Linked DNA regions of Homo sapiens: regions 2, 3, 4 and 5 are each linked to region 1. The links are chromatin loops, found by intact Hi-C in ENCODE. Cell type or tissue: HCT116. All regions are shown on one strand.

Region 1 (5,000 bases):
TCAAGAATGCATGCTGCTGCTACAGTGGAAATATAAATATTCACCTGGGCTTTATTTCAAAGACTGGCTCACTGAAACTATTTAATAAGGCCTATAAAACTAGGAGGATGTGGAAAAACAATGTGTAAGAAACATTTTTCTCAACAAATTATATTCGCTGACATCATATAGAAAACTAAAGGTGCTACTTCAAAAACAAGTAAGTTTTAGGTAACTGGCATCAGAAAGGGGTTTTTCCTAGTTGTTTTAACAATCTCATGTTTTTTAAAATTTGCAGGAGTGCTACCCTGCAGGCATCTGTGACAGCATCACGAGGTTTCATATTTAGTGTGGGTGGTTGGATAAAATTGGACATTGATCAGTTTTGTGTGTGCTGAAAGGCACCAGGCTGGAACACTGTATTCAGCATTGGGTATGAGACTGCCAGTGCAGTGGGTTGGAAGATGTATGCATTGGCACTCCGTGTGGAACCAGGAGCTTACTTAAAAGGTTACTGAAATCTTGACTTTGGCAGCTGTCATCTTTAAGTGATCATGAATAGTTAAGAATTAAATCCAGAGCCAGACCTCTGAAGATCAGAGGTTGTGCACGTTTGAGGCACTAACCGTCCTTTATAACATTCTGTCCTCAGAAACAGAAAGCAGGGAGTAGGCCTTTTGGTGGGTGGGTGGGTGGAGAAGTGTTACATAGTTGAGAAAGTCACATTTTTAAAACACTCAGCTAAACTTAACTCTATCAACTTTCTAGGTGGCATTTAAATTAAAACGTCAGCAGATGTAATTACGTAAATAGATGAAGCAACTTTGTAATATTTTACCAAGTTAGGAATTCCAAGGTCTTTTTCTACTACATATATATGTGTTTGTGTCTTCCTAATGTACATTCTGAACCCTTTGCCTCCAAAAACAATTTGAAATGGCTATGCAGTCTCACAGAGCACTCTTATTAATGGCAACAGCCAAAAGACTACTCCATACTATCTGTTCTTGATGACTGGGTATTATAAAGGGCCAGCAATATCTCAAACATGCACAACTTCTAGTCTCCATAGGTGTGACTCTGGATCTAAGGTTTAACTCTTCATGATCACTAAAAGAAGACAGCTGCCAAAGACAAGACATTTTCACAGGACATATGCTTTTCACAGTGACTCCTCTCATGTTCCCTACCACCAGTAAATCAAATATTTTTCCCACCAGAGCTAAAATATGGTAACACAGAATTATTCATGCACAGATGAGTGGCGTTTCATAGATTTGTGCTACAGCATCTAATACATCTAACAGGGTCACAGCATGCCTTCAACATCTGCAATTAGTAATGAAGGTACTGGAATGGTATGATCTATTAGGTGTAAATTAAATATAGGTTTCTGTTAAAGATCAAGCTTATTGGCAAACCTTCAGAAACAGGTAAGAAGAATATAAAAACAAAATTAAGTAAAATAATTTCTTAGTAATAACAGAAAATAATTGCTTTTCTTAAGTGAAAGGAGGCAAAAAAAGCCTCTTATAAATTAGTATGATAAAGTTTAAAGGAAAAATATATAGTTAAACTGGAATTTCAAGCTTCTAGATTCCAGAAACAGGGTTATTTTAAGTTTCCTAATTTTCTAGAAAATAACAACAGGGTTTTTTTTTTGGTACACAGGAAAAGTCCATAACATGAGTATTACTCAGAGTGACAGATTAATAGACATATGCAATACCCACCCCTCCACCTATACTATCAAAGTTTAGTTCTTTTAATTGGAAGAATTTGGTTTTAAGGGAAAAAACATCACAACACATACGAATTATGACTCCACTCCCTAGTGGGCAGAAGTTGGGTGATTTAAATAAGAGAAAACATACAAATATTTTATATTGGAATAGGAAAGACCACATAAACCTTTAAATATATAACATTTCATCAGCTAGCATATTTTTAAGCAATGTTAGAAAAAATTACAGAATTATTGTATAATTACAAAAACATCATTTGTCTATGAAAGAAAACAATTCTAAACCACTTAATTTAAAAGAGGCATTCTTTAAAAATCCCTTTTCCTGGCATTAAAAATAAACTGTCACTGAGAAAAAGAAAAAAATTCTCCCAAAGCCTTCTATCTAAAACACAATTCATATTTTGATGTAAAGAAACCATCCTACTCCATTCCCCCAAATCACAACCTTAAAGAGTTGCTACTTAAATATTAGCCAGTGCTCTGTGAACCATTTTATATTAAAATTGGATAGTTCTAAACACCACACATATAAAAAGTATTGTTTGACACAGTGCCATTTTGATGATAAATTGCAATCTATAGCTCAAATAATTCTACCCAGGGATTAACATTTCAGAGGCTGAGCCAGAGATTATGTGTGTGGATCTTGAATTTCATCATCTCCCTTTGGCACAATAGCTTATTCTTCCTTTTTTCATCTATTCTTTCATGAAGGGTCAGGAAAGCTTAGCCTTGCTATTGCATTCATTTCATCTCTACATTAACCAGATACCTTGCAGTCTTTAGTTCTTATGTGTTATTCCATTACAACTACTATGCTGCACTGTGCTATGGCTAATGAGGTTTGTACCAAATCAAAGGGTGCCATCAAGTGGTTATAATACTCTAAACAGCATTACACTAAATGACTATTCCAGATAGGCTTTCTTCAATATAGACAAACTTGCCACGCCTCTATGAAAGAACACATTAATGGAGCAAGGGGGTGGGGGGGGGGGGCAGCGGTGCAGTGTGGGGTGGTGCAGGAGGGGCAACAGGAGTATCCATATTAATTGTTGTTTTGTATTTTCTATCCTCAGGGATTTCTTTTCCTGCATAGTATATTTATAAAATATAACTTTAGAACCATTGTTAAAATTAGTATTTATGTCAGCAGATTATCAAATGATATTTATTAAGTATAATTCAAGCACGGCAGCAGAACTGGGAACTAAACTTTATCAGTCAAAAATCATGACTATACTGATAGGAGCTTATTTCTGAAAATAAGCAATAATAGTGCACATACTTAAAGAAAGACAGCGTCTTGTCAGATTCATTTCCTATTGCTAATGAAAACTTGCAAGGCTATGAAATACAGCCAGTAATATTTGGTTTATGTCATACAGCCATGCCTGCGGTCTAACAAGGAACATAGCAGTTAAAGTGAGAACGTATTTTCAGTTATTTAAAACTTTCAGCAGTCTACTCAACAGGCTACAGGGGTCCCTTAGAGTTTTGAAGACAGGAATCAAGAACTGCTCTTAGAAAACACACAAGATAACATGCAATTCAAAATTGCCCACTCTGCAGAGCTGGCCAAACTGCTGCTGCCTGCAACTGTCCTGTACCAGTGAAACCTAACACATAGGCTTAAAGCATCTTCATAACTATATACTTAATTCTGCTGCGGAGAAAGCAAATTATCCAAGTTCAGAAATTAAACAAGATGTGAAAAATTAAATCATAAAAGCTAACTTAATCTTTAAGATTCAAGGTGCAGTACGAACACAGTAGCAAACTCCAGGCAAAACTAAAAATCTGTATGATGACATTGATATATTTTCTACATAGCTATTGCAGATTGCCTACAAAAATATTTCTCATCCCACATTTTCTTCTAGAGCCTTACCACTTCCCAATCAAGAGGTAGAGTCTAATTCCCCTCCCCTTTGAACCACGGCAGGTTTGTGATTGGCTTACAGCTAACATAAAATGATGAAGTAACACTATGTGGCAAGGCTAGGTCAAGAAGGTGATGCAACTTACACTGGGAGAGCTAGAATAGTCATTCTTGAAGTCTTTAGCTGCCATGAAAGTAATCCAACTGCCTTGAAAAAAATCCACACTAACCCACTGAAAGAGAGGAAATGGAGAGGCCTTGATACCACATGAAATGCCAGGGTCCATCTCATGGGCTCCAGTCCTTCCTCCCCTCATGTTCTACCCCAACCACCTCAGACTACAACTGCATGAGAGATTTCAAAGCCAGAACTGCCCAGCCAAACCCTAATATGACTATAATCTGATCTATTTAACTGAATCACAAGTGGCAGAAAATTATCAAGTTCCAGCAAGCATTGCTGCACTGCTTATAACAATGTTTAGTTGGTTACATACGGGAATGCAGTAGACAACTAATGCCCACAAAGCTGGAAATACAAAATGGAACAACACGCAGAAAGGTCAGAAAAATGAGATCACTACCTCTGATGGATGAGGAAAGGATGATGTGGTTCAGAAAGAAAAAAAAAAGTTTCGTAAGTTTCATTTGGGCAAGGAGTTATATATGTCCTGGAAAAGACTGGAATGGTATTACAGTAGTTTACAGCATAAGCAGAAAGTTTAAAAATATTTTAGGGCAATCCACATAAAAACACTAGAAACCAATGTAAGAAAAAGTAGGTTGTATAAGAAAGGTGAAGGAGAATACAGGGCCTTAAAATATATATTTTAATAAGAAAAAGAAAATAAAATTTAAAGGAATCTCACTTGGAAAAAAATCACTGATATATCCAACTGCCTTCTGGATATCTTTCCCCCGCCACAACCCACTCCTACCAATTCTTCCTTTGTGTTCTCTATACTGACTAAGAGCAAATTATCTAAACATTCAAACTAGAAATCTGGAAGTCACCCTACACTCTCTGACCTCCCTTAGCCCTTGAAATGAGTCACTAAGAAGTGATTCCACTACCTTCTACACACTTCTGAATCTTTTTCGCCTCTTCTCTGTCTGCACCTGCTAAGGCCACTGTCCCAGTTCACGCCCATGACATCTGTTACTTGGATAACTGAATCAGTTGCCTATCTGATCTCAAGTCCTTCAGTTTTGCACATTTCAATTCATTCTCTATAGAAATATCTTTTTTAAACTGTGGGTTATGATCCATTAGTGGATGGTGAATTCATTTTAATGGGTTGCAAAGTCAATTAAGCGGTTTGCAAACAGCATTCTAAAACATCAGGATAGAACAGAAAATACCACAGTACATCCCACAATACTTGTAAGAGT
Region 2 (5,000 bases), 240 kb before region 1:
CACACACACACACACACACACACAAGGTAGAGAGCCATATTCATTACTCAAACTTCGGTATCCTCTCTTGATTCCTAGAATTATTGATAGAGCAAGGCATGGTGATTCCTCCCAGCAGAGTGTCAGAGTTTTTCTGACTGCCTATGCAAGCATTAGAAAGGACTATCCACAGAAGTAAATATGTTGGGCAACTCAGTGCAAGTCTGAAGTTGTTAGTTTCATTGAGTATATTTCTAATGTCTTTATGTATTCATTTTACTGCACCAATCAACCAAAATGCATCCTAACATCATTCGGCCTTTTTAAATCCCCTCAATGCACCCAAACCCATCAACTACGCATTACCCATTTTTCTTTTCTTAAAGCAGCTACTCAATTGCAAACCCTCCATTAGACATTCCCCTTTCCAAGGTTACACATGTTCTGTTAAGTGTATTCCAAAATCCTTGTGCTAATTGCCATTTTGTTCAGTTAGAAGTCTAGAGAAAATCTAATGTGTGACTCCCAGAATCTCTAAAATTCCCAAGGATTAAGTTACTTTCATATTTCTTCTCAACTTAATCCCCAGGATATGTTCAGTTGCCCCTTTTATCATGATATAAATTTTAAAATACCCCATAGAGTGAAGAATATCATGGTACCCCAATAGTTCACCTCAGATTCTGGCATAAATCTTATGCGTCAATCTCAAGCAGTTAGCTTTATGTCCTTGTGTTGTAATGTCCTTTCCCTTCTCTCCAAAGCTACAGCCCATTTAAAAAGGGCCAGAGCCTCACGCCTATAATCCTAGCACTTTGGATGGCCGAAGTGACAGGATCATTTAAGCTCAGGAGTTCAAGACCAGCCTGAATATAGCAAGGCTTTGTCTCTACTAAAAATCAAAAAAGTTAGTTAGCTGGGTGTGGTGGTGTGCACCTGCAGTACCAGCCACTCAGAGCCTGAGGCGGGAGGATTGCCCGAGCCCAACAGATGGAGGCTGCAGCGAGCTATGACTGCATCAAAGCAATCCAGCCTGGGTGACAGATCAAAACCCTGTCTAAAATCTGTTTAGTCCTCACAATACACCTGTTGACACAGTACTTCATTTTCATTTCCCATACTTGTCGCCATCAAATCAAATTACGTATTTCAGAGCTTAGCAAAATATCTACCTAATCTACACTAATAATTTTGTAGGATGATTTTAAAGAAAACATTTTTATCATCTATAAATGATGGAAACTAATCTTTTAATGAAATTCCATTATCTAAAACCAAACTTTGTTGGCTTTATGAATGTTTAGTACTTTTTTCTAGAATGGCATTCTACTTTTTTTTTTTTCCCAGAGTGGATCTCGCTCTGTTGCCCAGGCTAGAATTCGGGAGAGCAATCATAGCTCACTGTAACCTTGAACTCCTGGGGTCAAGCAATCCTCCTGCCTCAGCCTCCTGAGTAGCTGAGACTACAGGTGCACACCACCATGTCTGGCTAATTTTAATTTTTTTGTAGACATGGGGTTTCACTCTGTTGCCCAGGCTGGGCTCAAGCAATCCTCCTACCTCAGCCTTCCAAAGCACTGGGATTACAGGTGTGAACCACCATGCCCAACCAGTATTCTACTTTTGAATAGCAATGTTCAGTATAACTTTGATTCAAAATAAGCATTTGAGTAAAAACAAATGGTCTTAAAAGTGTTAAATTTTGACTCCATCTAATTTTTTTTTTTTTTTTTTTTTTGAGACAGGGTCTTGCTGTGTTGCCAAGGCAGGAATACAGTGGCATCATCACAGCTCACTATAGCCTTGACCTCCTGGGTTCAGGCAATCCTCCTGCCTCAGGCTCCTGAGTAGCTGGGACCACAAACACATGCCACCATGCTGAGCTCATTTTAAGTTATTTGTAGAGACAGGGTATTGCTGTGTTGCCCAGCTGGTCTTGAACACCTAGGCGCAAGTAATCTTCCCATCTTTTTTGTTTTGTTTTTTGTTCTTTTTGAGACGGAGTCTCGCTCTTGTCATCCAGGCGGCAGTGCAATTGTGCAGTCTTGGCTCACTGCAATCTCCACCTCCCGAGTTCAAGTGATTCTCGTGCCTCAGCCTCCCAAGTAGCTGGGATTACAGGCACCTGCCACCACGCCTGGCTAATTTTTGTGTTTTTAGTAGAGATGGGGTTTCACCATGTTGGCCAGGCTGGTCTCGAACTCCTGACCTCATGATCCGCCCACCTTGGCCTCCCAAAGTGTTGGGATTACAGGTGTGAGCCACCGCGCCTGGCTGATCCTCCCACTTTGGCCTCCCAAAGTGCTTGGATTACAGGTATGAACCACCAGACCTTGCATTGGCTCCCTCTAATTTTATTCTCATAAGAAAATAAAATATTTATGACTTTTAAAAATTCAATTCTCTAGAAAATTTTTATACCTGAAATATAAAACTATCTCTAATTTTTTAAAGCACTAAAATTTGTAATAAACTCATTTTTAAAATAAACAATTATATCAATCTAAATGTCTTCCTTGACTTGTATCTTTAACTTTCCTTATGGAGCTAGATCCTTCAAAAGCACAACAGATATAGCCATGAAGAGATCTGTCAGGTTCCAGTTCAGAAGTGTCTAATGTGGAGGACAACATGCTAGTAGGGAAGAAACGTTAGTGCTTGACACAATTCCTAGTTTTGGCCACCAAGTGGTGCTATTAATTCAGAGTGAACTGGCACTGGGGGCATGGGATTGGTTGGCTTTGGGGTGGGTAAAGAGTAGAAGAGCAGTCTACAACCAGTCAGTAAGTACAAGGGACACTGACAAGCCAGATGTTTGCAACTCTGTATACTGTGAATTCATGTATCAATGTCACTAGTTTAAACACAGAGGATAAAACTAACTTACATACTTTCATTTTTACAGGTAAAGTCCACTGTCTTTCCTTAGGAAAATAACCGTTTATGTATATATATTTGTATCAAATCTGATCCTGTAAAGCTACACAGCTGTAAAAATAATCACACTATTTTGATTAATCTTTGTTTCTCTAAAAAATTCCTCCAAATTCCATTAAAACAAAACAAAAAACGGTTAAAGAAAACCAAACTATTAAGCAAACATTACAAACATTAATTAGTAATATTAAGCATCTAAAAATATCTGATTTATTACTATTTTTATTTGATACAGAGTCTTGCTATGTTGTCCAGGCTGGAGTGCAGTGGTGTCATCTCGGCTCACTGCAACCTTCACTGCCCAGGGTTCCAGCGATTCTCTTGCCTCAGCCTCTTCTGTGGCTAGGATTACAGGTGCACACCACCACGCCCAGCTAATTATTGAATATTTAGTAGAGATAGGGTTCTGACATATTGGCCAGGCTGGTCTCGAATTCCTGACCTCAGGTGATCTGCCTGCCTCAGCCTCCCAAAATGCTAGGATTACAGGCGTGAGCCACTGTGCCCGGCCTCTAATGTTTTTAAAAAAAATAGGTATCAACTCAACAGGTTTTCTTTAACTTACACTGTAAACTTTTTCTGATGAGATAGCTCCTTTGAGTGCATGAATACTTTTCACATTTCAGCTCAGAAGTGACAAGTGCGGATAGGGAACAGATACAATGACTATATAAGTTCAGTTTTCTTATGCAAACCACCTACAGGCCTATGAAAAGTGTTAAAAACATAATGAGTAACTAAAAGAAAGACTTAATAATCTACCATCCACTGGAAGAACTGGCAATGTTGGCCAGGTGCGGTGGCTCATGTCTGTGATCCCAGCACTTTGGGAGGCGGAGGCAGGCGGATCACCTGAGGTCAGGAGTTCGAGATCAGCCTGGCCAACATGGTGAAACCCCATCTCTACTAAAAATACAAAAATAACCTGAGTGTGGTGGTGCATGTCTGTAGTCCCAGCTACTCGGGAGGCTGAGGCAAGAGAATCACTTGAACCTGGGAGGTGGAGGTTGCAGTGAGCTGAGATTGCGCCATTGCACTCCAGCCTGTGCGACAGAGTGAGATTCTGTCAAAAAGAAAAAGAAGAAAGAGGAGGAGGAGGAGGAAGGAGGAAAGAGGAAGGAGGAAGGAGGAGAGGAGGAACTGGCAATGTCTCCACAATAGAATGGCCAATGATGTGAAAACACAACTTTGTAAGCCTGCATAACAATGAAAGTAAGGTTCACGACTATTCAGTTGGACAGCTCTGTCTCCAAGATGAAGGACCTAACAAGGGTCAGTAATGCATCCAGTTGTTTCTATACATTAGCATCCGTATTTTTAAGTAAAAATGTTTCGAATGCCGGGCGCGGTGGCTCACTCCTGTAATGCCAGCACTTTGGGAGGCCGAGGTGGGCGGATAACGAAGTCAGGAGTTTGAGAGCAGCCTGGCCAACATAGTGAAACCCCGTCTCTACTAAAAATACAAAAAATTAGCTGTGCGTGGTGGCAGGTGCCTGTAATCCCAACTACTCAGAAGGCTGAGGCAGGATAATTGCTTGAACCTGGGAGGCGGAGGTTGTAGTGAGCAGATATCGAGCCACTACACTCTAGCCCGGGCGACAGTGTGAGACTCCGTTTTAAAAAAAAAAAAAGTTTCCATTTGGGGAAACTGGGAGAAAGGTGTCGGAACAGAGCTTGCACCCTTCTATAAAGTACCTTGATTTTGGTTCGGGACTCAGGGGCCAACGCATACATACTTATCCATCTCTGATGTCATTCTCTGTCAAAACAAATTATGAAATGTTGGTTAATCTTCTTAGGGGATGAAGTCAGGATGAAACAGAGGAGGATAAATGCATTTGCAAAGTTGACTCTTACCTGATGTCCTAAAATAGATTTCTCAAAATACAATGTCTAAGTTCAGTTTGCTTCTGTAAGTGCCTAACACTCATATAATAAGTGTAGGAATTCAGATAAAGGGACTAGCACAATTCCTAAGGCTTCCTCCTAGTTATTAATCTATCTGTGAAAATTATGGCGTTCACAAAACATTCATTAAAGTTACTTTTTACATATAACCTAAGGGTTGAAAAACAACACAATAA
Region 3 (5,000 bases), 400 kb before region 1:
CTGCCTCAGCCTCCCAAAGTGCTGGGATTACAGGCGTGAGCCACCATGCCCAGCCCTAAATGTCCCAATTTTTAAGTGTTGGTAAATAATTCAAAATAGTTGTTAAATACTGTAGATCAAACATCTATAAACTGAATTTGGCACATGGACTCCCAGTCTAAAATCTGTGTTCTAGGAAGACAAAGCAAAATTCTAGGTAATTCATGCTTCCGAGCAATAATTCAAATTTACCCAATTCAGGATCTTTCAGACCAAACACTTAACCTTTCCATAAACTGAACACAAAGGTGATTATAAAGTAATAGGTCATTCAGGCTATAATCACTCCCTATCCCATCCTGTACCCCACCCCCACCAAAATTCTGCTTCTTTGTAGTTCATTAGTTTAAGACATTAAGCTTTGTTTAGTAGGTGGTACCAAAGTACTAGTCACATCTAGAACCTTTCCTGGAATTGAGTACACTCAGTATTATATTTCAAAAATATAATCACATATTATAGCTGTAATCTAAGACTATCAGATTTAAAATAGTTAATATAAATTTTTTTTCTAACTCTTGGTGTCCTTTCTAAAAGTTATAACCATATTAAGTTGCTGCCACTATGGATCTTACTTTCATTTTATATTGAGGAAAACACAATTTAAACATATTTACAAATATAAAGGACCCAAAATATGTCCTTTAGCATCTTCTAAAAACTTTTCTCCTCTACTTTTTTTTTTTTTTTTTTTGAGACAAGGTCTCACCCTGTCACCCAGGCTGGAGTGCAGTGGCATGATCACGGCTCACTGCAGCCCTCAACCTCCCCAGGTCAGGTGCTCCTCCCATTCAGCCTCCCAAGTAGCTGGGAGTACATGTGTCTGCCACCATGCTTGGCTAGTTTTTGTATTTCTTTTTTTTAAGAGATGGGGTTTTGCCATGTTGCCCAAGCTGGTCTTGAACTGCTTGGCTCAAGCAATCCGCCCGCCTCAGCCTCCCAAACTGCTGGGATTATGGGCGTGAGCCACAGCACCCGGCCTCTTCTCTACTTCTATGTTGTCACTATTTGTTTATTTTTTTCTGCCCCCTCTCCCCACCCTGTTATCACACTGTAAGCTCATTAAGGATGGGATTATGTCTGCTTCATCTTTATATCCCCCAATCAGTAAAGATATCTGCACAAAATAGACCTTCAATAAATGTTTGCTTTTAAGAATGAACAATGAAACCTAATTTTCACATTTGAAAATGAAACCATCTAAGAACTCCATTTACTGGTAGAGATACATTTTCATTTTATCTTACTGAATAGCAAAGAGTACAATTGATCCATGTAGTGATATTCTGGAAAATAAGTATGTTAATAGAAGGACCTACTACACTTTTCATCCTTAAAATAGTACTAGCATATCCAAGCAGAATGTATTACAGAAAGTTTTGGGAGGAGACAGTCCATATGCTATATGTATCTTCTAATGGAATATAAAAAGAAATTCAATAACAGTAAGGATTGGGAAAAGGACTCAAGGTGAGAATAAGTACAATGTTTTGTCTGTCAAGGAAAAAGCATTTAGTCCTCACCTGCTGCAGTTTTCAAATATATATATCTATGTAGATCTATATACACACTGTGGAAATAATATACATAAGTGACATTAGCAAGATGGCAGATTAGGAAGCTCCAGGCCCTCATTTTTCTATGGAGACAAATCACCTGTAACATATACATAAAAATAGCTTTGTGATAAATCTAGAAATTAGTTAATGGACTACAGGACTCAGGCAAGTGCAAAAACAAGAGAATGGATGGTGCCTGAGAGGGTAAGAGAGTTCATTGCATTTTGCTTGCCTGACACCTCCCTTGGAACAGAAGAAATAGAGTGAAACTTAAGTCCAGCATGCTAACTTGTTTGTGGGTTGCAGTGCTTTGCTCAGGGAACTGATGAGAATGACAGTTTGCATAGTTTGGGTACAAGATTAGAGGCCACTGAAAACAGAGGTTAATGCCTTAGCATGTTAGACAGGAGAGACTCTGCGGTTCTGCAGGCAGGCTCTAGGGGGAGCAAGAGATTAAGGGCAGAGGACTACAACAGAAACGGCTCCCGCGAAGACACAGGAAAGAAGACAGTCAGAAGCACCCAGATACACTAAAAGTAAACATACAACCCCAAAGAAAACGCATCCCCAGGAAAAATCTGAGAGGTCTTAGAACCTCTAGCCAGCCTGACTGGTCACAGTTTTCCCCTAAGTAAAAGTAGTTCATAAAGATTGAGAAAGGTGGCTGTTTCTTCAAATGCTCAAATCCCAACAAAAGACGACAAGGCATACAAAGAAACGGGACCATGGCCTGACCAAAGGAACAAAATTAAGCTCCAGAAATTTGCCTTAAAGAAATGCAGATCTGTAAGCTTCCTAAAAAAGAATTTATAATAACTCTCATAAAGATGATCAAGACCTACAAGAGAACACAGAACTGCACAGAAATCAGGAAGACAATGCATGAACAAAATAAGAATATCAACAAAGAGAAACTATTTTCAAAAAATTATAAAGCCAGGCATGATGGCTCAAGCCTCTGATCCTAGCACTTTGGGAGGCTGAGAAGGGAGGATTGCTTGAGCTCAGGAGTTCAAGACTAGCCTGGGCAACATAGCAAGACCCTGTCTCTTGAAAAAAAAACAAAAATAAACTGTGGACCTGAAAAATATAAGTGAACTAAATAATTCACTAGAGGGGTTCAATGGCAGACTTAAGCAAGCAGAAGAATCAGTGTTCTTGAAGTTAGCACATTTGGAATTATTGAGACTGAGGAGAAAAAAGAAAAAAAATGAAGATAAATTAACAGAACCTGAGCAGAATAATATATGTAGTATAGGAGTCTCAAAAGGAGGAAAGAAAGAGAAAGGGACAAAGAGCTTATTTGAACAAACAGTGGCTACAGACTTCCCAAGGCTGATAAAAGAAATGGACCTACAAACTCAAAACTCAATGAACTCCAACTATGATAAACCTGAAGAGACCCATACCAAGACACATTATAATCAAACTGTTATGAGTCAAAGGAAGAATCTTGAAACCAGCCAGAGAAAAACAACTCATCACGTACAAGTGAGCCAACTAAGGTTATCAGCAGATTTCTCAATAGAAACCTTGAAGGCTAAAAAGAAATGGGATGATTAAAGTGCTAAAAGAAAAAAAAATCAACTAAGAATACTGTATCCAGCAAAACTGTCCTTCAGAAATGAAGAAGAAATGAAGACCTTTCCAGATAAACAAAAGCTGTTTAGTCAATGTTACTAGACAATAAATACTAAGGAGAGTTCCTCAAATTAAACAAAGGATGGTAGGCACCAACATAGTAATATGAAATTATAAAGTTCTCCACTAATGATAAACATTTAAATAAATATAGAATCCTATATTGTAATTCTAGTGCATAAATCCACTTTTAATTCTTGTATATACAAGTCTAAATGAGTAAATCACAGACACACACAATTATAAATCTATGTTAATTGGTACACAATATATATAACAGGTAATTTATGACAATAACATAAGGGGGGAAATGGCAGCTGTAAAGGAGAATTTGTGTATGCAATTGAAATTAAGTTATTAGCCTAAAATAGATTTGTTATAACTTTAAGATACTTTCTGCAATTGCAGTGGTAACCACAAAATATCCATACAATGCACACAAAAGGACAAAGAAGGGAGTCAAAGACAGACAGTAACAGAAGAATGAGGGTCCAAAAAGCCACAAGATATACAGGAAACAGGTAACAAAATGGCAACAGAAAATCCTTCCATATCGGTAATTACTTTAAAGTGAGGCAATTAAACCCCTCAGCCAAAAGACATATTGGCTAAATGGATAAAAAAAATAAAAATAGGATCCAGTGATATGCTGCATAGAAGCACTTTAGATCTAACACCACATAAAGGCTGAACTTGAAGGATGAAAAAAGATATGCTATGCAGACAATAACCAAAAGACAGCAGGGATATCTATACTAATATGAGGCAGAATAGACTTTAAGTCAAAAACTGTCACAAGAGACTAAGAAGGATACTATATAATGATTAAAGGGTCAATTCACCAGGATGATATAGTAATTATAAATATTTATGCACTAAATATCAGAGCTCTTAAATATGTGAAGCAAACATTGACAGAATTGAAGGGATAAATACATATCAACACAGTAATAGTAGGAGATTTCAATAGCCCACTTTCAATAATGGATAGGACCACCAGATATAAGATAAGATCAATAAAGAAATAAAGGACTTCTCTTTTTTTTCCCCCAAGGCGGCAGATCAGAGACTCTTTTAGCATGCTTCACCTATTTGGAAGCAAAAAAAAAAAAAAACACACACACACACAAAACAGTGCACAGTCATATAGTGCTCTTTTATTCAAGAAGGAGCACAGAAATTCAAATCCTGGAAAATAAAAGGTGAGAAGGCACCCTGAGTAGCAGCATCTGGCTGAGAACTGTGAGTGAAGTCCCCGATATGGTAGAGGAGCAAATTGTGTACCTCTGTGATCTACCTTTCCTCTGAGAAACCATGCCACCCAGGCCATGGGAAACTACCTCGGCCCTTCTAAGCCCTGGGGCTAACATGGCGAGAGGCCAGGAGACTGAGAAAGAAAAATGCTGGGAAATGCTCCAGTATTTTTCTCAGACCTGGGATCTAACAGGAGGATGCTCTTCTCAATCTTGGCTCACAACAAACTGGGCAGGATTCAGTAACCTGGCAACAGTAGCCATGGGCATTAGAGATTCTTGGGCTGGAGAATGGAGTGCTGGGACTGGAGGTGGGGAAGGGCCCCCACATCCAGAACTGAGTGGTGGTTGTGGAGTGCATTCAAGCCATGGGTTCTGAAATTGGGCTTTCCCCCTTTGTGGAACCAGAGAGGGAGGAGATTTGCTAGAGAGCCATGGTTTTCCCCAAGTGGCAAGATTTGTGGACAGGGATGGCACTGTGATCTAAAGCCAGTCTGCACTGACTTTC
Region 4 (5,000 bases), 700 kb before region 1:
AGGTCTCTTGGAAATTAAAAATATGTTGCAGAAAAAATTCAAAATTCAAAAGTGTAAAAGAAATCTCAGAAAATAGAAAAAAGAAATCCCAAAGTGAACTTATTTTACTGCTGGTCAAAATTTTTAATTGAAATGTTTTCTTCTTTAATCATAATTGCCCATTTTTCATATTATTCCCTTATTCTCATATAACTAGGTTTTATGCTTCTTTGAGATGGTCAACCTTTTAATCACTTGACATTCTCCTAGTCCATTGGGTCTTCTTCACTTATCTTCCTACCCAGCTTGGACCCCATGGTTGGAAGTCTGAGCTATTCCATCTTGATCCCCTTTTACCCCTTGTCCTCTGTTCATGCCCAGCAAATTCCTTCCCTGTCCCTCCATGTGTCCTCAAGTTTTCTGTCCCTGTTCCTTCTATTCTGAGTCAGTGAATGGTTTTTAGAGAAGAATCACACAGTGGTGCACAGTAGCCCCATGAGAATAGTCTTCAACCCCAACTGCATTTTTGCAGGGCCTACCCATTCTCTCTATTGGGACATTCTTCTATTTAACCTTTTATGAATCCTACTTCTTTAGGGCTCGGCTTTATTAAGTCACTTAGAGAAGCCTTTCCTGCTATCTAGACTAAATTAGTAACCCTGTTAATGTGCTCTCATTATGCTTGATGTTTATTTTTTAAATGTTTGAAATAATCACAAACTTATAGAAAAATTGTCAGTACAGAGAATTTTTTTTCTTGAACCGTTTGAGAGTTGTAGCCTGATGCTTTATCACCTCCAAATACATTCATGTATATGTCCTACAAAAAGGATTTTGTCCTGCATTACTGTATAAGCCATTGAAATCAGGAAATTAACAATGATGTACTTCAGTCTAAATGGACCAGTTTACCAATTGTCCCATCATTGTTCTTTTTTTAGGAAAAGGATTTTTGTTCACAGTAACATATTGCATTGTTATGTTTCTTTAGTGTCCTTCATTCTGGGTTATTCTTCATCCTCCGCCTTTTTTTTTTTTTTTACATTTTCATGACCTTAATATTTTTGAAGATATTAGGTGAGTTATTGTGTAGGATGATTGTAAATTTGGTTATATTTGAAATTTCCTCACAATTAGATTCAGGTTATGCATTTCAATGCATCCTATCAGGTGGTGCATAATTTCAATTTGTCCCTTTCCTGATGATATTCATGATTACCTGATAAGATAGTGTCTGCTCGGCTTCTCCACTGCAAAGTTACTTTCTTCTTTGTGATTAGTAAGTATTTCATAGGGAAATACCTTGAAATTATGTAAATATCCTGTTCCTCATGCTTTAAATATATTATTATATATGATCAATTTATTTTATCTCTGTGGACTCAAGTTTTCCACTTTATGGAGTTGTTATAGTCATATCATTATTTTATTTCATTATGTATTTTGATGTTTAAATTGTCCCTGATGTGGCCAGAGGGACCCTCTTCAAGCTGGCTTCTGTGTCTTTTTGACATGTCCCTGTCAAAATCTGAGCACTTTAATTCTTTCTGGTACAACAAATGTTCCAGACTCATGTTGTAATTTCCTTTCCCTAGCCTAGGAATCAGTCACTCTTCTAAGGAGCTTTGTTCCTTTTAGAGGGCAAGGGTTCTAGAAGCCAAGTTCTGCTTTAGGTGCACTCATTATTGGAACATTGCTGCTCCCAGGCCCTCTCAGTGGACAGAGCTTGCAGAATGTATGTATCTATGTATACACACATATTTACATCCATATTTATTTCTGTATCTATCTCTCTATATTGAAACCATGAGTTTACATTGGTACATCTCATTCCTATCTACCACCATAGGGTTCATTCTAATTTTCTCCCTTTCCATATTTGTATTTTTCTTCTCAGACAGTGGGAAACCTGGAGCTCCCCTATTTTTTATTTATTGACTTATCAGTCACCCTGTTTGCAGTCAATCCCCTATCTCTGTGGCTACTCCTTCCCTGTATAGATACCCTTCTCACCCCATGTGGGATTTGATATACCATGTTGGGTTGCCCCCATATGTAAATGTCCTCCTTACCTTGTTTAGCCTCTAATACCCTACACCAGGCTGTTGCTTCATGTGAGTGTTCTTACCCTGCTGGAGTTCTAACACACCATGTCAGGCTGACTCTCTGAATGGACACCTTCCCCATCCAGCTCTGGTACCCACTGTAGGGCAGGTTTTCTTAACTGGATGCTCTCCTTATTCTGCTTGTGTTTTGACAGTTTCCACTCTGGGCCAGATGCAGTAGGTCAGACTTGTGCACATAATTCAGGATTCTTTATGATCTTCATAGTTCTATTCTAGAGTTATGATATATATTTGGATGTATGGAATGATGAGTATAATTATAGGGTGGAATATTTTAATGGAGATATTGTCTGCATATGTAGTGCCTGTGGTTCTTAGATTTTTTAAAAAAGCCTTTTTATTGAAGTATAATATATGTACTGAAAAGTGTAAAGATCATAAGATTATGTTGTGAACCATCAGAATATGAAAACACCCATAAAATCACCATCCAGGACAACAAATAAAATATCAGTATCCAAGAAGTCCTACTCATGATTTTTCGCAATAAATCCTTATTAGATATATTCAGTCTAACCAGTAGACATAAACTGCATTCTTTAAAATTGTATGCCTCTACTAATGGCATGATGAATAAAATAGAGCTTTAACAAGTACACGCAATTGACTATTTTGAAAGACTATATTTGAAAAGTTAATTATAGCAGTAATACTTTTTTTTGAAGTTTTATCATTCAGTTTGAGAAAGTCTGGAGCAGTCAGTCACTAGGGGGCAGCCTGTACTGCTTCCACCTCTTTAGAAACAGTTGTATACTCTTTATCCTTATGTTAGTAACTGAGAATTATTTTGCATTGAAGAAAACAAATGTTCCTTCAATGAAAGAAATATTTTATTATTCATAGATATGAAGAAAATGGACAAAATTATTTTGTTCTCTTATATTTAAACTGGAATAATTCCTTGGTTAAATGAATCTTGACATCTGGGAAGCCCAGCTTTGCTTCTTAGGTAGCCCCAGCAAAGTGTCCGAATTTAGGTTTAGAAGGGGTTTTCCCTGTCTAAACAAGTTTCAGATAATAATGTATCCAAACGTTCCTCTAATCTTCCCTTTCTCGTCTGTGGATTTCTCCCAAATGCCGTAGAATAGGAACTAGACTCTTGAGCTAAATTGGAGAAAAGAAAACCACAGCTCAGAATCCAACAGGGCATTTTCTTCCATCCACTGATTTCATCTGGCATTGCTTAGTGGCAGTTCCTTTTGGTAGAACCCTGTGAAAAATATCAGAGGATGTGTGAAAGAGAAAACTTGGTGTTTCTTGATTTCAGTTCTTTACTAATCTTTTTCTCATGCCATTCTAGTTTTGTGTAAATCTTTTCTCATTAGATTGATAAACTTTCCAGTTTCTGCATATCCCTAGAATAGACGAACTCATCTCCGGATGCTTTTGAGCCATTTTATTTCTAGTAGCATAAGGAGACTGTTTCTGCTTTTCTCCCTATCCTTCCCCTAATATAGTATGGCTTGGCTTCTTATTCTCTGGGACTTTTAAATCATAATTTAATGTTATTTCTTCCTTTCTATAGATAGAGACATTGGGATCTACCAGTATTATGACAAGAAAGATCCACCAGGTAAAGTACCTATTCTGTGCAATTAATTTTTATTAACTAAATATTCTAAACCATGAAATACTGACCATTAAAAGCTCTCTTCTCATGAGCTTTAGATAAATTCTAGAATTTTAAGAAAAGTCCCTTCAGTTCTTTAGAAAAATGCTGAGGTTGATATCTATCTGTTCTATATAAAATAAAGTAGTATCGAGAAAATGCTGTAGAAAGACATGAAAATTTTCATTTTACTGCTGATCAGGCTGATTATAGGGCAGTCTATTCACATTTATTTATCAGTGTCCCAGTAGAGGGCATTGTTAATGCATGGGTCCTACTGATGCTGGCCTCCTGGATCCTCACCTGATATCTGAAATAGGCATTTCTGAGTGAATGATCAATTTTCTTTATCTGATTAATCCTGCTAATCCCAGAAGTTTTATGATGGGCCAAAAGGTCTTTCTAGCTAGAGTTACTTCCTGTTTTGGTCTCCGTTGAAGTGGGCTTGTGTGAGCAGCCTGTGTGCTTAGCTTAGTGGTTAATAGGCTGACTTCATGGTTCTGATGACAGACTGAAGCAGCTTCTGTTCTGGGCTCTGTTGCAGTTCTCTTTCCTATCTGATCAGATTGGAAGCTCAGGATATTGGTCCACCTTTTGTGCCCTTTCACTGCAAATTTAGGAAATATCTCTATGAAATGAAAACATCCAAATTATGGCATTTTTTTCAACTGTCCTTTTAGAACCTAAGCATAATTTATTAATCTCAATAATGCATGTAATGTTAATAATACCTTATACATGTACATATTAAAATACAAGGCATTATAATAAAAATAAATTCTACTTTTGTTTTTTTCTTTCTATCCCTTCTGCCACAATATCAGCGACAGAGCATGGTAACTTAGAAAAGAAGCAGAAGCTGGCAGAGTGTAAGCTTACTTTATATTTTTTGGAATTATTATAAAACTGTAAAGTTCAGTATTATAAAATATTCATCTGGAACAAAGAGGAAACTTTATTCCCTCCAAATTTTTTAAATTCCTATTACTTAGGAATATAAACATATAAGTAACAATTGTATTTGTCAGGCCTTTCTAATTTAGATCGTTGAAATCTCTATTCAATTTTGATAAAATGTTTGTTTATATAAACATAAAATTTCATAATGAACTATATATTAGTATATTTAGGATAATTATACCAAGCTTAAATTCTGATAGTAACATTTAATTATTCATACTTTGCCTAAATTGTTAACATGTCTTACCCATTTTTAAGAAAATAGTATTTGTAATATCAGTATTAGCATTTTATTCACTCTAGTCTTTTCTGATCTCCAGTATATA
Region 5 (5,000 bases), 760 kb before region 1:
TAAACTGTCTTTTAAACTAGCTCACTCTTTCATGTTTCCCAGCTCTCTAATCTGGAATTAATTCTTTCTATTGAGTTTCTAATTTCAAGTATTATATTTTTCATTTCTAGTTTATTTACCTTCTCAGAAATCTTTTGTCTTTTTTTTAAAAAAATAGTTTTCTGTTTTCTGCAGTATTTCCAACCCTGTTTTTTATGTCTTTAGATATAAATATAGTTATTTATTTTCTGTGCCTGATTCCAATATATTAAGTTTTTGAGTTTGTTTCTGCTTTCTAATACCTTTACTGGTTCTTTTTCATGATACCTTGTTTTATTGTGTCATTTTTTAAATTTGAAAAATTAAATAAGGCTTTGGGCTCTGGAATGATCTTGTAATTATTCTTCCAAGAGGAACTTTGTTTGCTTATGCTGTGCATTTGAGGTCACTTACAAGCCTGGCACCAGTTTGGGCTAAGTCAAGATTTAAAATGTTTTGAATACACCAGTCAAGATAATTTGGACTGTAACTGTATGCAGTGGCTTGCTTCAGGCTATGGTGTCTCAGGTACAGAATCCCCTGGCCTCCTTTCAGTGCCAAGGCAATTTTAGTTGGAGTTCTCTAGAGTAGGAAAGATTGGGTGAGTTTACTTTTCTTTCCCTTTTATGTTGAGAATTCAAACTTGTTGTTAGAATTGGATTGTCTATTAGATCCCCTACCTTGAGCAGGCCTGGACTCTGTCTTCTTTCCTCTTGAATTTAAAAACTACATTACTGTTTTGCTCTGAGTTCATATTAAAGGCTCTGAGTTATCTATTTCCACATACGTCATGCATAAAATATCTCCTTTTACCATTTTCACTTCATTTTATTCTTTAGGCGGAACAGTAATGAGTGTTACCCCATTTCTCCATTTTGCTGATCAGAGGAGCTAATTACAGGCTAAGGCCCTCCCAAGCGTGGCTCTCATTTTTCTGCTTCAGTGAATATAGTATCCCACAATATTTTTGTAGGTATAGTTCCTTGGTGTGCTGGGTTAGACTTAGGATCCTGAGAGGTATGGCTGTCAGATCTTAGGAGACTGTATTGTTACAGTTGGTCTCTAGGATCATGGGAGCAAGACCCTGCATCAGTCTAGCAAAGATAAAGGTTTTGGTAAGTTTTATGTGAGTCAGGAAAAGCCTTCAATCCACAGGCACATTTCACAGTACTTTTTTTTTTTTTTTTTTAAATCTGAGCGCCTCGTTCAGAAGAAACGAGAGGGGCTGGAAGAGCCCTTTGTAGACCATTGCACCGTTTTTTGCCAAGGAGGTGTGTCATATTCTTGTGTACCTTCAGCCTCTAGAGAATACACTGTGGTCCATGAACACTTGAATGTTTCTAGGTGGATCTGAGTTCTACTTGACATCATGGCACCAAGAAAATCACTTGGATTGTTTTTTTTATACCCTGCTTTAGAGGAACAAATTATATAAATCATACCTCGACTAGAAAGAAGGTGAAAAATAAAATGTTCGGGTAGATTATCACAGGGTGGATAAGAAAATGCATCATTATAGAAGCCTGATGCTGGAGAACAGAGGGTAATAGACACTATCCAAAGAAGATTTGATTGCATACCTTTGCAGTTTAAATGGGAAGCCTGGACTAGTTTTCAATTTGGATTGAAGCCCTCCATTTTCATTCATCTGTCTCTTTTTTTCTTTCTCTTTCTCTCCCTCCTCTCTCTCTCTGTCTCTCTCTCTCTCTCACACACACACACATACACACACATACACGTGCACACACACACACACATTCTACTCACACACTTTAACACTTAGGACTACTACTCTAAGCCAAATTGTATTTGGCTCTCTCCTGGCTTTCAACACTGGAGGTTGGCAAGTTGGAGAACTGGTATACTTACCAGCCAGGGAATTCTGTAATCCATGGCCGTGGCACCCTGCTGCTAGAAAAGGAATAGGATTGGCTCTCCCAAGTGTAGATAATGGATCATAAAGTCTTTGGAAAGGCCTTAGAGTACCTTTCTGTTTTGCCTGAATTCCTCTTTTTCTCCCTCCAGCTTACTTTATGAATTCTTAGTTTTAACTATGTAAAGTCAATGTTGATTCTAGTAATTCACATGAATAGTTTATCACTTATGCCTGATTAAAATGTAGAACTGCAATAATGATTAGTAATAATCAGGTACATTATTAAATAAGTCTCAGGTTAATATTTTAAATTTCATATAATATGGTAATTTATCATTCACAGATGCACATTTAAAAAAGTTATTGCTCAACACTGTAACAGGAACATTAATTTTAAAAAATCTAATAACTATTGAGGAAACTAATAGTAGCATACCTTTCCTTATATACAGCTTTTAAAATATGATTCTGAGTGAAGAACAGGCAAAAGAGCCTACTCTGCCTACTACTCTGTTGTCCTCAGGAAGCCAAAGGAGTAGAGAGAAGAGGAGATATACACCATTATCGCTTTTGCCCATGAAAATGGTAGGCCACCTACCATTCTCATTTTTGTCTATTAATTTTGACATTGAAATACATTCTAGATTTTTAAAAGTGAGTCTTTTTGAAATAATAGAGAATCAGTTTGAACACATTTGAAATATGTATTTCAGTGTACACTCAGAATATTTTAAATAGATTATAATTAAAATCCAAAATTTTAATATATCCCAAACTTAATAGTTTATAAGTCTTTTATAAGTCAAACAAAGTTAAACTTTATAAGTTGAAGATAACAAAGTTTAGATGGTTGATGTAGTATGGTGGTATCATGGTGGTGATGGTAGGGGTTTTTGTTTTGTTTTAAATGCTGAGAACTTTATTAAATTTGTGGAATTACTGAGTAAACACTAGGTGGTGCAGTTGTGCAAGGACCATATAATGAAGTATGCATTTTTTGAAAAAAGGTGTCAGGATGAAATTAAAATTATAGTTTGAAGAAACTCTTTGGAAATAAGAATTATCAAAATACTAAAATAGAATGAATGAATCTTGCTTTGCTATTACTTGGTCTGGGATTTAAATGGGGACCTATCTTGTGATTTACACTAGAAGTCTCAAGCTATTGGTATATTGTTTGTATTGCATTTTAAGCTCAGCTAACCATACCACCCTCCCCAGAGTACAAATAAAGTACATAAAATATAAAAGAAAATACGACAACAAAAAACTGATCCAATTTGGTTTTCTGTAAAATTTAAATATTAAATTGCTCTCTGACTACAATTAAAGAGGCTTACCTTCTACTATTTCAAATTATTCTAAAATGCCCTAGGATTTGAGTAATTTTCTGTAATATTATATCTCATCGAGTAATTGTTGATCAGTTAAAACTTGAAAAGTAGCTTTCCTTTTGGCCTATGTGTCTTCTTTTATTCACTGAAAAAACCCTTGCATTCCTATGTATATTCAAGTCATTAAATTATTAAAGAATCAGCTTCTGCAATGAAAAATAATTATTATTGTTTTATTTATATGTTGAAATAAAGTAAAAAAAAATTATATGGATAATAATTTAAAGCCTTAAGTCTTAATTTGGAGAGGTTTTATTTTCCTTTTAAGTTATTTTCCAATTTGAGACACAATACTTTTTGGGAATTAAAAAGAAAAGCCATCTGTGTTTTCCCGTGATTTTGTGAATAATGTTTCTGTTACATTTGTATTTAAATATTTTTCAATATTTTTGAAGCACAAAATAAGGCTGTCTTATCATTTCAAAGCATTCAATGGTCATCACAGAAAATCAGGATCAATTTAAGTACTTCAGTAGGCTATTATAACTGACAGAATTACACAAACTATATGTGTATTCGTATATGTTATTTTTCTGTGAATAAGATAATGCTCTCTCAGATGCAGAGTCATACAAAACTGATTTTTGTACTTCACTAATGTAGTGAAACAATATAGGATATAAATGATTTTCTTTTAAAACTTATTTTCCATTAACAAACAACTGTACAAAAATCACAGCATTTTTGGAAATCTAGATTTATGTTTTATGAAATTCTTTCACTATAATGTTTTACTACTTCTCTTCAAAACTACCACCTTTAGTATTTTTCTTTTGAATATTTGATATTTTTATTTTGAGGTAATGTTTCATTGCTTATGAATAAATTATTACACATTTATTTCAGAATATGTTCAAGTTTCCTTATATATAAGAATAATTAGATTTTTTACTAGTAATTAGCAGAGGAGGTTTGAAGGGAAGAGGTGTTTTCCTTCTGTTTGTGAAACAGATGTATATGTGCACAGACTCATGGACATACATATGCGTCAGAGACTGCCTGGGATTACTGTAAGTCCAGGTGGCTGGGCCATTGCTCATGGTTTGTTTGATGATATATATTTTCATTTTAAATTTATTTTAAGTTTCCTTTGAAACTTTTGGAATGAAACATGTAATTAATATTTTAAAAATACATATTTAGTATTTGAGTAATGCAAGCCAGTTTTAGACAAAATGTTACAGAAATAATTTGTGGAATTGTAAAATCACTATTTTTGTAATAGTTGGAGCCTTTATAAAGTTACTTGCTGCTTTGCAGATATAACCATTATCGCAATTGCCACTATTTAATGGTACCCATGGTAGCTACATTACCCAGGGGGCTGAATAGCCATGAAAATGGGAGTAACCTCTGACCTCAGAAATCGTTCTTTTAAAAGAGGATTGAAACATTGGTGATAGGAAATTTGAATTGCTCTTGCAGCTGCAGTGTTTGTTCTGTGAATACTTAATTTAGTTTAGAGCTATACTTTCTCGTCCAAATCTGTCAGTCTTTCAGAAGCATCAAATTCACTTCAGGAAGAAAAAAAAAATGCTTCCTTCCCAGGCCTGTATTATTGAATGCAGTATTCAGGCTTCAAATAGTTTCATTTAGGTAATACATATAGTCTCAAGAATGGGAGTCCTCACATTTGACACGCTCTGTTAAATATATAGTTCATTCAAACCCCGTCCAAGATATTGCTATGCAGTCACTTATTTTGGATAATC

What was found. A loop is a pair of places that touch in the nucleus more often than their neighbours do. Peaks named below come from ENCODE experiments on the same cell type or tissue, not always from the same donor. Only the 100,000 strongest peaks of a DNase experiment are listed, where the experiment ranks them.
Region 2: a loop joins it to region 1, with 16 times the contacts of the local background. A loop is called at or near these places in 20 of 110 quality-filtered maps.
Region 3: a loop joins it to region 1, with 9 times the contacts of the local background. A loop is called at or near these places in 13 of 110 quality-filtered maps.
Region 4: a loop joins it to region 1, with 5 times the contacts of the local background. A loop is called at or near these places in 33 of 110 quality-filtered maps.
Region 5: a loop joins it to region 1, with 11 times the contacts of the local background. A loop is called at or near these places in 12 of 110 quality-filtered maps.

The regions. Positions count from the first base shown.
Region 1 is chr2:62,785,120-62,790,119 of GRCh38, reverse strand. All of the region lies in intron 5 of EHBP1 (EH domain binding protein 1), which reads right to left. Among named protein-coding and RNA genes, the nearest start is that of EHBP1, 82 kb to the right of the region's middle. RefSeq lists an enhancer at 4,758-4,827. In HCT116, a CTCF peak has its summit at 2,590 (motif pointing left); a DNase peak (open chromatin) is centred at 2,589; H3K27ac peaks cover 3,329 bases.
Region 2 is chr2:63,021,319-63,026,318 of GRCh38, reverse strand. All of the region lies in intron 19 of EHBP1 (EH domain binding protein 1), which reads right to left. Among named protein-coding and RNA genes, the nearest start is that of EHBP1-AS1, 25 kb to the left of the region's middle. RefSeq lists an enhancer at 2,587-2,656. In HCT116, a CTCF peak has its summit at 2,664 (motif pointing right); a DNase peak (open chromatin) is centred at 2,688.
Region 3 is chr2:63,186,166-63,191,165 of GRCh38, reverse strand. The region is part of intron 14 of WDPCP (WD repeat containing planar cell polarity effector); the gene reads left to right. Among named protein-coding and RNA genes, the nearest start is that of OTX1, 140 kb to the right of the region's middle. In HCT116, a CTCF peak has its summit at 2,027 (motif pointing right); a DNase peak (open chromatin) is centred at 2,025.
Region 4 is chr2:63,486,125-63,491,124 of GRCh38, reverse strand. It overlaps WDPCP (WD repeat containing planar cell polarity effector), which reads left to right. Exons shown (of 18, transcript NM_015910.7): 3 at 3,631-3,678; 4 at 4,539-4,583. Among named protein-coding and RNA genes, the nearest start is that of WDPCP, 100 kb to the left of the region's middle. In HCT116, CTCF peaks have their summits at 2,804 (motif pointing right) and 3,957 (motif pointing right); a DNase peak (open chromatin) is centred at 2,824.
Region 5 is chr2:63,542,065-63,547,064 of GRCh38, reverse strand. The region is part of intron 1 of WDPCP (WD repeat containing planar cell polarity effector); the gene reads left to right. Among named protein-coding and RNA genes, the nearest start is that of WDPCP, 44 kb to the left of the region's middle. In HCT116, a CTCF peak has its summit at 2,830 (motif pointing right); no DNase peak of the experiment used is centred here.